Regions from separate parts of the Homo sapiens genome. Here region 1 is linked to region 2. A link is a loop called in an ENCODE intact Hi-C map of the cell type or tissue named here. Cell type or tissue: endothelial cell of umbilical vein. All regions are shown on one strand. Each heading gives the region's core, and the rest is flanking DNA. Links, peaks and the distances in the headings are about the cores only.

The links. A loop is a pair of places that touch in the nucleus more often than their neighbours do. Peaks named below come from ENCODE experiments on the same cell type or tissue, not always from the same donor. Only the 100,000 strongest peaks of a DNase experiment are listed, where the experiment ranks them.
Region 1: a loop joins it to region 2, with 5 times the contacts of the local background. A loop is called at or near these places in 13 of 110 quality-filtered maps.

The regions. Positions count from the first base shown.
Region 1 is chr2:230,157,861-230,162,227 of GRCh38, forward strand. No RefSeq gene overlaps it. Among named protein-coding and RNA genes, the nearest start is that of SP110, 60 kb to the right of the region's middle. RefSeq lists a silencer at 2,466-2,535. In endothelial cell of umbilical vein, for the core only: CTCF peaks have their summits at 2,484 (motif pointing left) and 2,690; a DNase peak (open chromatin) is centred at 2,461; H3K27me3 peaks cover 361 bases.
Region 2 is chr2:229,778,862-229,783,228 of GRCh38, forward strand. TRIP12 (thyroid hormone receptor interactor 12) reads right to left here. Exons shown (of 42, transcript NM_001348323.3): 35 at 15-129. Among named protein-coding and RNA genes, the nearest start is that of DNER, 66 kb to the left of the region's middle. In endothelial cell of umbilical vein, for the core only: a CTCF peak has its summit at 2,099 (motif pointing right); a DNase peak (open chromatin) is centred at 2,140; H3K27ac peaks cover 324 bases.

The sequences.
Region 1 (4,367 bases), core at 1,014-3,513, 380 kb after region 2:
GACAGACACCAAACACAATAAACAAATCATGTTGCGTGTTAGAACATGATAAATGGGATATTTTGGGGGAAGAAAGGACACACGTGAGAGGGAGCAGGAGAGCCAGGTGTGGGAGGTTGCAGCATTAGGGGTGGTTGGAGCAGGCTCCCCCAGGGACATTTGAGCAAAAACATTAAAGATGTGAGGGTGAACTGTGGGGACTTCCAGGGGGAGGAAGCTCCAGACCCAGGGGATTGCTGGTGTAAAGGCCTTGAGGCAGGAGTGGCCTGGGTTCCAGGGAGGCCAGTGGGTGCAGCAGACCTACGAGGGAGGGGAGAAGCCCCTCATACAGGCCTCAGAGGGGGTGCTCTCACCCTGAAGGTGGAGTAGGTAGGATTGGACTCATCTTAACAGGCTAAGTCTGGCTGCCATATTGAGAATAGGCTTTGGGGGTAGGGGTTGGGGTTGTGACGTGTGTTGGGTGGGGTAGGAACAGGCCATGTACCACTGCCATTAAAGCATTTCAACTGGGGACCTGTTAATATTCTTAACTGCTCCCCTGCATTTCACAGCTGCCTGTATCCAAATACAATGGGGCCACCTGACAGCACACCTCAGGGTGACTTCATGTTCAAATATAATATCAACCCAATATCCAATAAAAAGCTTCAAAAATCATGCCAACATCTTAAGTCCCTCAAGGCGGTGTCAAAGCAGGAGCCAATCCATGACCTACCGAGAGAGGAGAAAGGAAGAAGCCAGTCAGGCAGGCAGTTAGGGTGGGCCCTCAGTTAAATTCTTTCAAACAAAAGAACAGCCAACTTGCACAGAGGGGCTTGCCTAAGACACGCCCACAGCCACATAGATAAGAAAAGCTACACAGGTGACTCACCCAGACACGCCTGCAGTGGAAAGTTCTGTCCCGTAACACATGTACAGTAAGGGGAACAAAGCAATATGGAGTCACTAAGCTAAGGGCCCACATGCACACTTGGAGGATGGGGTGGAGCTAACAGAAATTTGTGTCTTATGCAAATGAGATGCCCAGCCCTCATCAGTTTCTTATAAAAGCCTTTGCATTCAACTGTAAAGACAGCAACCCTCTTCTGGGCCCCCTCTCCATGGCAGAAAGCTTTCTTCTTTTGCTTAGAAAACTTTTGCTCCAATCTCACCTTTTGTGTCCACACTCCTTAATTCTCTGGGTCATGAGACAAAGAACTCCAGGTAATACGTCACAACGAGAGACTGCTACGTCGTGGTGCATTGGTGAGACTTTAACACTAAAAGAGAATACCGTGTGGGCCACCTCCACTCATCCATCTCTCTCTGAAGTTCTCATGACCATGGCTCAATATTAATCTCCTCCCTCCATCCACATGCTTGCTCCCTGCACCCCCAAATCTCATCTGCCCAGCTGCTTTTTTATTTAGTTCCCTTCTCAGTTTAGTTTTTTCTTCTGCAGTTGGCTTCACATTCTATTCTTATTACTGTTTCTGAAAGCTGTTAATAAATAAACAATTAAACTACAAAACATTACAATTAAACAAACCAAGCAATCAACCAAACAATAAACTCTCGGTTGTCACCTCACAGGACAAGGACAGCTCTTGTGATTAAGTTGCAGGCTCTACTGCTGCCCACACCACAGATACCTTAGTTAGATTTGCTCCTTTGTCAAATGTTTAAGTCAGATAAAGGACCAGTCGTAGGGCAGTGGATCTCAAACCTAATTGTGGCAAAACAAAACAAAACAAACAAACAAAAATCACCTAGAAAACTTGTTCAACTGGTTAAAAACACAGATTCCTGGGCCTGAATCCTAGAGATTCCCACCCAGAGCCAACATCCCAGAATCTGCATTTTAGGCAAGCTCCCTGTGATTCTGAAGCAGCGGGCCATAGGCAATTCATTGGGAAGCGGTCAGTGTCCAGATATCTCAGAGGACCCCTCTCTAAGCACTCTTGATTGGTCCCAAAGACCCCCCTTCCCCCAGTAGGCTGGCTTCTTCACCCTGTCCTCATCCTCTAGCATCCCCGAGAGGAGGTCACCTGGGACATTCTTGCAAATGGGAGGATCTAGAATCCAGGTCTCTGCCTGCTGCCGGCCATCCCCAGGCGGGCCTCCTACCAGATTCCAATCTATGAAACGAAAAACTGGGGATCCTTTTCCAGCCCACGTTACTGAGTGCATCTCAGTTGTTTCATTATGCTAGCTGTGAGGTTTTGCACTTGTGACAAACAACAGAAGGGACCTTTTGTCACAGTAAGGAAATCCTCGCAAGCATGTGCCTAAACGTGACTGCCTGCTGCTTCGTCTTTGCCAGTCTCATCTGGAGAGGACCTGGCGCATGCTCTTGGTTGGTTTTCCTCCATCTGCATGAAATAGGAGCCACTGAGAGCATCTTCCTCCCCTTCAAAGCCTTCACTACTTCTTTCTGCTAGTTCCTTGTCCTTGCAGGAGCTTTAATAGCTCAATTCCTTTCCGTCTCTGGAGGGGCCCACAGTGCCCTCTGGTGGTTGAACAGCATGCTACACTTTTTTTTTTTTTTTTTTTTTTGTGGGGTAGGGAGAGGGTGGACAGAGTCTCCTGTCGCCCAGGCAGGAGTGCAGTGGTGCAATCTCGGCTCACTGCAACCTCCGCCACCCCGCCACAGGCTCAAGCGATTCCCTTGCCTCAGCCTCCCAAGTAGCTGGGATTACAGGTGTACACCACCACACTGGGCTAATTTCTGTATTCTTAGTAGAGTTTCACCATCTTGGCCAGGCTGGTCTTGAACTCCTAGCCTCAAGTGATCCACCCGCCTCCTCCCAAAGTGCTGAGATTACAGGCTTGAGCCACCGTGCCTGGCCTATGGCACACTTTTGTAGAAGTCCAGGGTGCCTGCTGCTCTCAGGGCTAGGTCCTGTGCCCATCCTGGGAGAATGGGAAAGCCTCTGTATGCATTCTGCTCTGCCTGAGCCCTCCACAGAGCCAGAACCAGGCCTAGGGGTTCAAGGGTAAACTTCTTTGAGGAACTGGAAACTGAGATGATGATGAGATTAGGGATTGGCTATGAATACAAACTGGGTCATGGTCCAGATACAGAAACATCAAAATCTGACCTGTGGGCTCTGTCTGGGAAAATTTAGGGCAAATTGGCACTTGTAGGTGGCAAGGAGTGGCTTGTTTACCCTGCCCTCCTCACTGTCCCTTGTTTGGACCAATTCTGCCTTCTTAGGAGGACATGACAATTCTTCCCCCAGGATCCTAGGATGCACTGAAGCCTCTAGTTTTTTCCTGCTGGTGAGTACTAACATATGCCCATTAACTTGAATGCTTATCTTTCACTGGCCAAGACCAAGCTTTGACAGGTACCCCCAGAGCACTTTCATAGGCCCGTGAGTCAATTCTGAACCAAGTCATGGGGGCAGCTGAGTCAGCTCCCCTCAATCCCGGCCTTGATAGCTGGGCACAGTTGTGGCCCGGGGTCTGAATGCTGCAACCACAGTGCTTAAGGTCTGGGTTGTGGAAGCTGGAGAACCACTGCTGGGCCTGAAGGCTGGAAACCTCGCTGTTGCCCTTGCGAAATAAGGACATTTCCACTTTATCCCCTAGGGCAGAGCATTTAGTGAGTCAAAACCTTAACTCCACATCCAACAGACTCTGTTTCAGAACAGTGTGTCAGATGCTTCAGTATCAGCTGACATCCTGGACGTGTAACCACCCCTTTCTGCTCATACTTGGGCCTTGTGTCCAGGTCTGGGTGACTGTCCTCACCATTGAGTTTTTGCTTGAGGCCCCGGGCTGTCTTCTGGAAAGTGGCTATCATGGGTTCCTCAGGGTTCTACCCAACCTCTCTGTAAATGATCAGACGCCAGTAGCTGCTAAAGGGGAAAAGTGTCCCCTCTGCCAATGCATCTGAGCTCTGGTCTTGTCCAATGGGGATGACTGGTGCCAGGTTGCCTGGAGTCCTGTGCTGGGAGGGACTTCGCCAGGTGGTCTTCCTTGTTCTAGATGGTTCTGGAGATTCAAATGGCCCAGTTGAGACCAGAGGTGAAGAGAGCAAGACAGTGCCTTCTTGATTTCATTATTTCACATGTCACTTCATAGGGGAATGACTGCTAAAATGAATACGGTCTGTGCATTTTTTCTAAGTCACAATTACAGAAGAGATAGAATGACAGGAGAGTTGTGAATCCCATAGTCCCCACACCTAATTTCAAGAGGGGAGGAGTTCCATTGGAGCAGCTTTGGGACGAAAGAGAAGCAGTCAGGGTCCTCAGGGCTCAGGGCAGGAAAGCAAAGAGTCCAAGGCACCTGCCAGGACTGACCCCGCCCACCGACTCCCATAACTACTTGCAGAATGTGAGCTTGCTCTGAAGGCCTGGCTCTACCAGAGCTTGGAAAGC
Region 2 (4,367 bases), core at 561-3,060:
CAGATAGGCATTACCTTTTGGATTGCTAAGAGTTACTTCTTCACCTCTCCAAAGACCCAAGTCAGCTCTCTGTAGTTCCTGAGATACAAGCGCATAAAACTCCAGTGTAGGCCCAAGACCTGTACCAACCTACAGAAGAACACAAGTAGAACGATTTCAAATTTTAAGAATTGTGTTTTTTTACTGCCAACCTCTTGGAAATGTGCACACTAACAGCAACTGTTTACCAGGATGCATTAGAGATTATTTTCCAAAATGTCCTGGCTGGATTTATTCTTTCAGTCCTGGTCACCTGAAACAAAAACTAGCAACTCTTTATTATTTCCTAGCCGCTAAGGCCCCAACATGTCAGTTGAACAATTTCAGGTTGTACTCACAGAAGTGCCACTGTGGCTACATATCTTTCCTTCAGGAACAATATGGCATTGTCTGCATATGGATGTCTTTCCCCTTTTTCTCTTTAGTGAACTGTTACCCCAAAACCAGCTCAAATGTCACCCTCTCAAGGGGAAGGCTCCCCCCAGCATCTGCTCCCAACAGTTAGTCTGTTCCTTTTTTCTTGGGGCTTATTTTTCAGCTACTTAAATACTTACTACATGACTTTACCACAATTTCAGTATATGCTTGCATATTTCACAGGATGATAACTATTTTGGTCATCCTGTTATCTCTGATAGTACCTGACACACAGTAGCCATTTAATAGAGATATGTCGAATAAAATACAAATAATGGAAGGTCTGATTCCACACCAGCACAGAAAGGACTAACGGCCTCATACAGGACACCAATGCTTCTCAACTCCCAGGGTGCACTGGAATCCCCAGAGCTTTATCAACATGCACATATAGGGGTGCCACGTCCTGAAGATTCTGATCTGGCAGGTACAGCTTAGAGCCTGGGCACTGGTATTATTAAACAAGTTCTGAAGGTGACTGTGCAGCCTAAAGTGAAACTACTCCTCCATGAGACACCTGATGTGGACATGCCTGAAGCAGTGTTCATAGCTTGCTCCTTCCTTCACGATCTGTCAAGGTCCCGCCAGATCAGACCATAAACAAAGATATGCAGGTAGTGACAAGTTCATATCACAGGTTATACTCTAAGTCTAACTGTAACCCTGTCAAGAAGGCAACATTTATAGATTACTTGTAAACAAAGGGTACTATTTTAGCATTATTACAGTTACTCTTAAAAATTACCCACACTAGCTTAAAAGTTTAGAGGTAGTCCACTAAACGTTTAACTCTCTCAAAACAGAGATCTGCTTGGGCCTAGTGGTGCTTTCCTGATTAACCCCAATCCTATTAGAATTCCACACCAGTAAATGGTATCACCATTAAACCCAAAATGAATAATCCCACCAAATCCTTAGAGCCGTCCTTGGCCATTCTTTAAACTCGCATAATCCAATCCATCAGAGTAAATACAATAAGCGCTGCCTTCAAAATGCATTCTAAACTAATTACCAACTTTACCCAGCTGCCATTCTCTGTCATCTGGTCCACTGCTAAAGCCTCCTAGATGGTCTCTGCACTAGCATTCCCGACATCTTGTATCCCATTCTCACAGGAGCAAGCGTAATCCTTACAAAACACAAGTTCGCGGCATCCCTTTGCTACTTTCCAAAGGTTTTCCATCTCATTCAAAGCACAGCTCCAGTTCTTACCACGGCCTACATGACCCCTCTGCCCACCCTGCTCAGTCTCTCTGACTCCTACTACTCTGCCCTTGCTCTCTATGCTCGAGCCACACTCATCCTCCAACAGGCTAGGAACACTGCTTCTCTGTTCTTGTGCTAGAGATACTCTTCCCCCAGACGCAATGACTTGCCTCCACTCAAATGTCCTCAGACTGCCCTACGCATCCCCATAATGCTTCATCCTCTTATTTTTACTTTTCTTCCACATGGCCTAACATATATGTGTACATGAATGTGTGTGTATGTATTGGCCTCCCCAAACTAAAAGATAAGCTCCATCATGGGGGTGGGAGTACTTTGTATATTCTGTTCTGCACTGAATCCCAAGCACTAGAGGCCTGAGGAACAAAAGAGAAGCAAAGAAAAACCTGCAGTAACACATGGTATCCACTAGATGGTGCTAGTCAATTCTCCTTTTGGCATAACATTATCCCAGGTTCAACAGAAGTCACAGATCAAATTAGTCTATTTCCTTCATCCAATGCTGTTGTTTCTAAAAGGATTCTTAAAATATTAAATCACTAAAAGCACTTCCTCTGTGAGCCTCTGCAGAAGGTGGAAGGCCCAGGTCATGTTTGCTTTGCTGATACAACCTGGGGGTGGCCAGCACCCCCACAGAGTAACCTGATCTCTTCAGGGATTATCATTCTACCCAACTACACCACTAAAAGTGTAGGTACTTGGTTGAGCTTCATTTTTCTTTTTAAAGGAAAGGAAAGCATAAAACCCCAGAAACAGAAAAACAAAAGTTTGACAACTTGACTTAAAATGGAATCTTTTTCTCTCAAAACTAACACATACTGGCACTTATTATGTGACAATGGTCTGAGTGTTTCACACATTGCAGCTCATTTTATCATTCTAACAACATGAGGAGGCAGCTGCACTAATTATGTAAAGGGCTGAGAGGACACTGATGAGTTTATGTTAACTTGCCCAAAATCACATAGCCAGTAAGTGGGCAGGCCAGGCTCCACATTCCCTGCTCCTGATCTTCCACATTCCCAAAAGGATACTGGGTCACTGGGTCATTTGTAACCCTAATCCTGGGGGTTTGGGTGGCTTGTGAGCCCAAAGACTGGTATAATCCTTCCCTGGCTTACCAATCATCCCAATTCAAATAGGAGCCCACACTGTGACCTGACATTTTCACTGGGATTCTTCTAGAGCTAGTTAGAAATTCTTCCTAAAGGCCACCAGCTGACATGTACAGCTGAATTTGAATCATAACCTGAAGCCCTATGCATCTCACAAAGTCAGTGCTTGTGAGGTAGGGGTGGAGGTACTTTCCCCTTCCCCAGTGAAGCAGCTCCTGGAATCTTTTCCGAGGTCAACAGGTAAGACCCATGAAGGAAGGGCATAAAATCTTGACCTTACATTAGCAATCCAATCCTGCTCCTTAGAACAACCTGTGTGAAGACATTTTGAGCTTGTTTAGGTTTCACGCAAGATGCAATTTTAACAGAACCATGAGGGATGAGAGAGGAAAGATATTTCCTGGCAAGAGAAAAATATGCTGAAGAAAGTGGAATGTACGTTTAAAGAGACTAAAAACATACCAAATGGTTAGAGCAAAGGTCCTGCAGTCTCATAAGTAACAAATTTGGATGCACCAACATATAAGAATCGCATCCTCTGAGCAACAGCCATGATCAAGCTAGATTCAAAAAATCCGTATCTCTTATGCCAGCAGTCCAGGGCCTCCACTCCATCTGGCCTCCTCCTTTCTATCCCCCTTCTCCCAACACTTCTACAGCAGTACTAACTTCTGCCACTCACCACCAAGCCTGACCCTTTGCTCAGGCCCCATCTCCTACTAGAAAATGGTTCCTCAATCTTCCTGTTCTCTTTCACTAAGGTCTAACTCAAGACATCTTGAGGACAGCACTCCTTGTCTGAATGCGTCATTCAGTTGGCACCTGTACCACTACCTTGCCACACTCTTTGGTACCTTTGTCCTGTGTCTCCCTAACTACACTGTAATCTTTTGAGTGCAGAGACTCTGCCATAACCTGGAACCCTAGCATGCAGTATACTTTCCAGTACACAACAACTTATAATTTTACCTTTGGTGACTGAATACTCTTAGCTTTTTAAAAGTCATCAAGAAGGAGAAAATGCTTAATAAAATGAATGAAAAATCAAAGTCATGATTAAAATTACTTAAATAGGCACAGGTAGTATCACACACTAAACTGCTAAATCTATGATACTTACCATGAGCCAGTTCATGTACTCAGTTCATGAACTCAGTCACAACTTTGAGGTTATACTATTATTACCTACATTTTACAGATAAGAAAGCTGAGGGGCAGAACCTCCATTAAGAGGTTCAGGGAAGCCCCAAAACTCTAAGTTTTGTCTTAAAACAAAAAAATTAGGTGAAAGAAGAGGGGGGAAGTATCCCAAGAGACTTTGCTTGTTTAAAAGTATCTGAAAAGAAAGAAAAGACAAAGACTAGAAGAGAAGTTTCATTTTATTCACGGATGATATAAATGTCTATGACACAAGGCAGCAAGCTATACAACTGGCGGGCCAAACTACAGCTCCAGCCCCAGGGTCTGTTTTTGTACTTTCTGCAAGCTAGGAATAACTTGTATCAATTTTAAGCGATTAAAAATAATTTGAATAGTATTTCACAACATGTGAAAATCACATGAACTTTA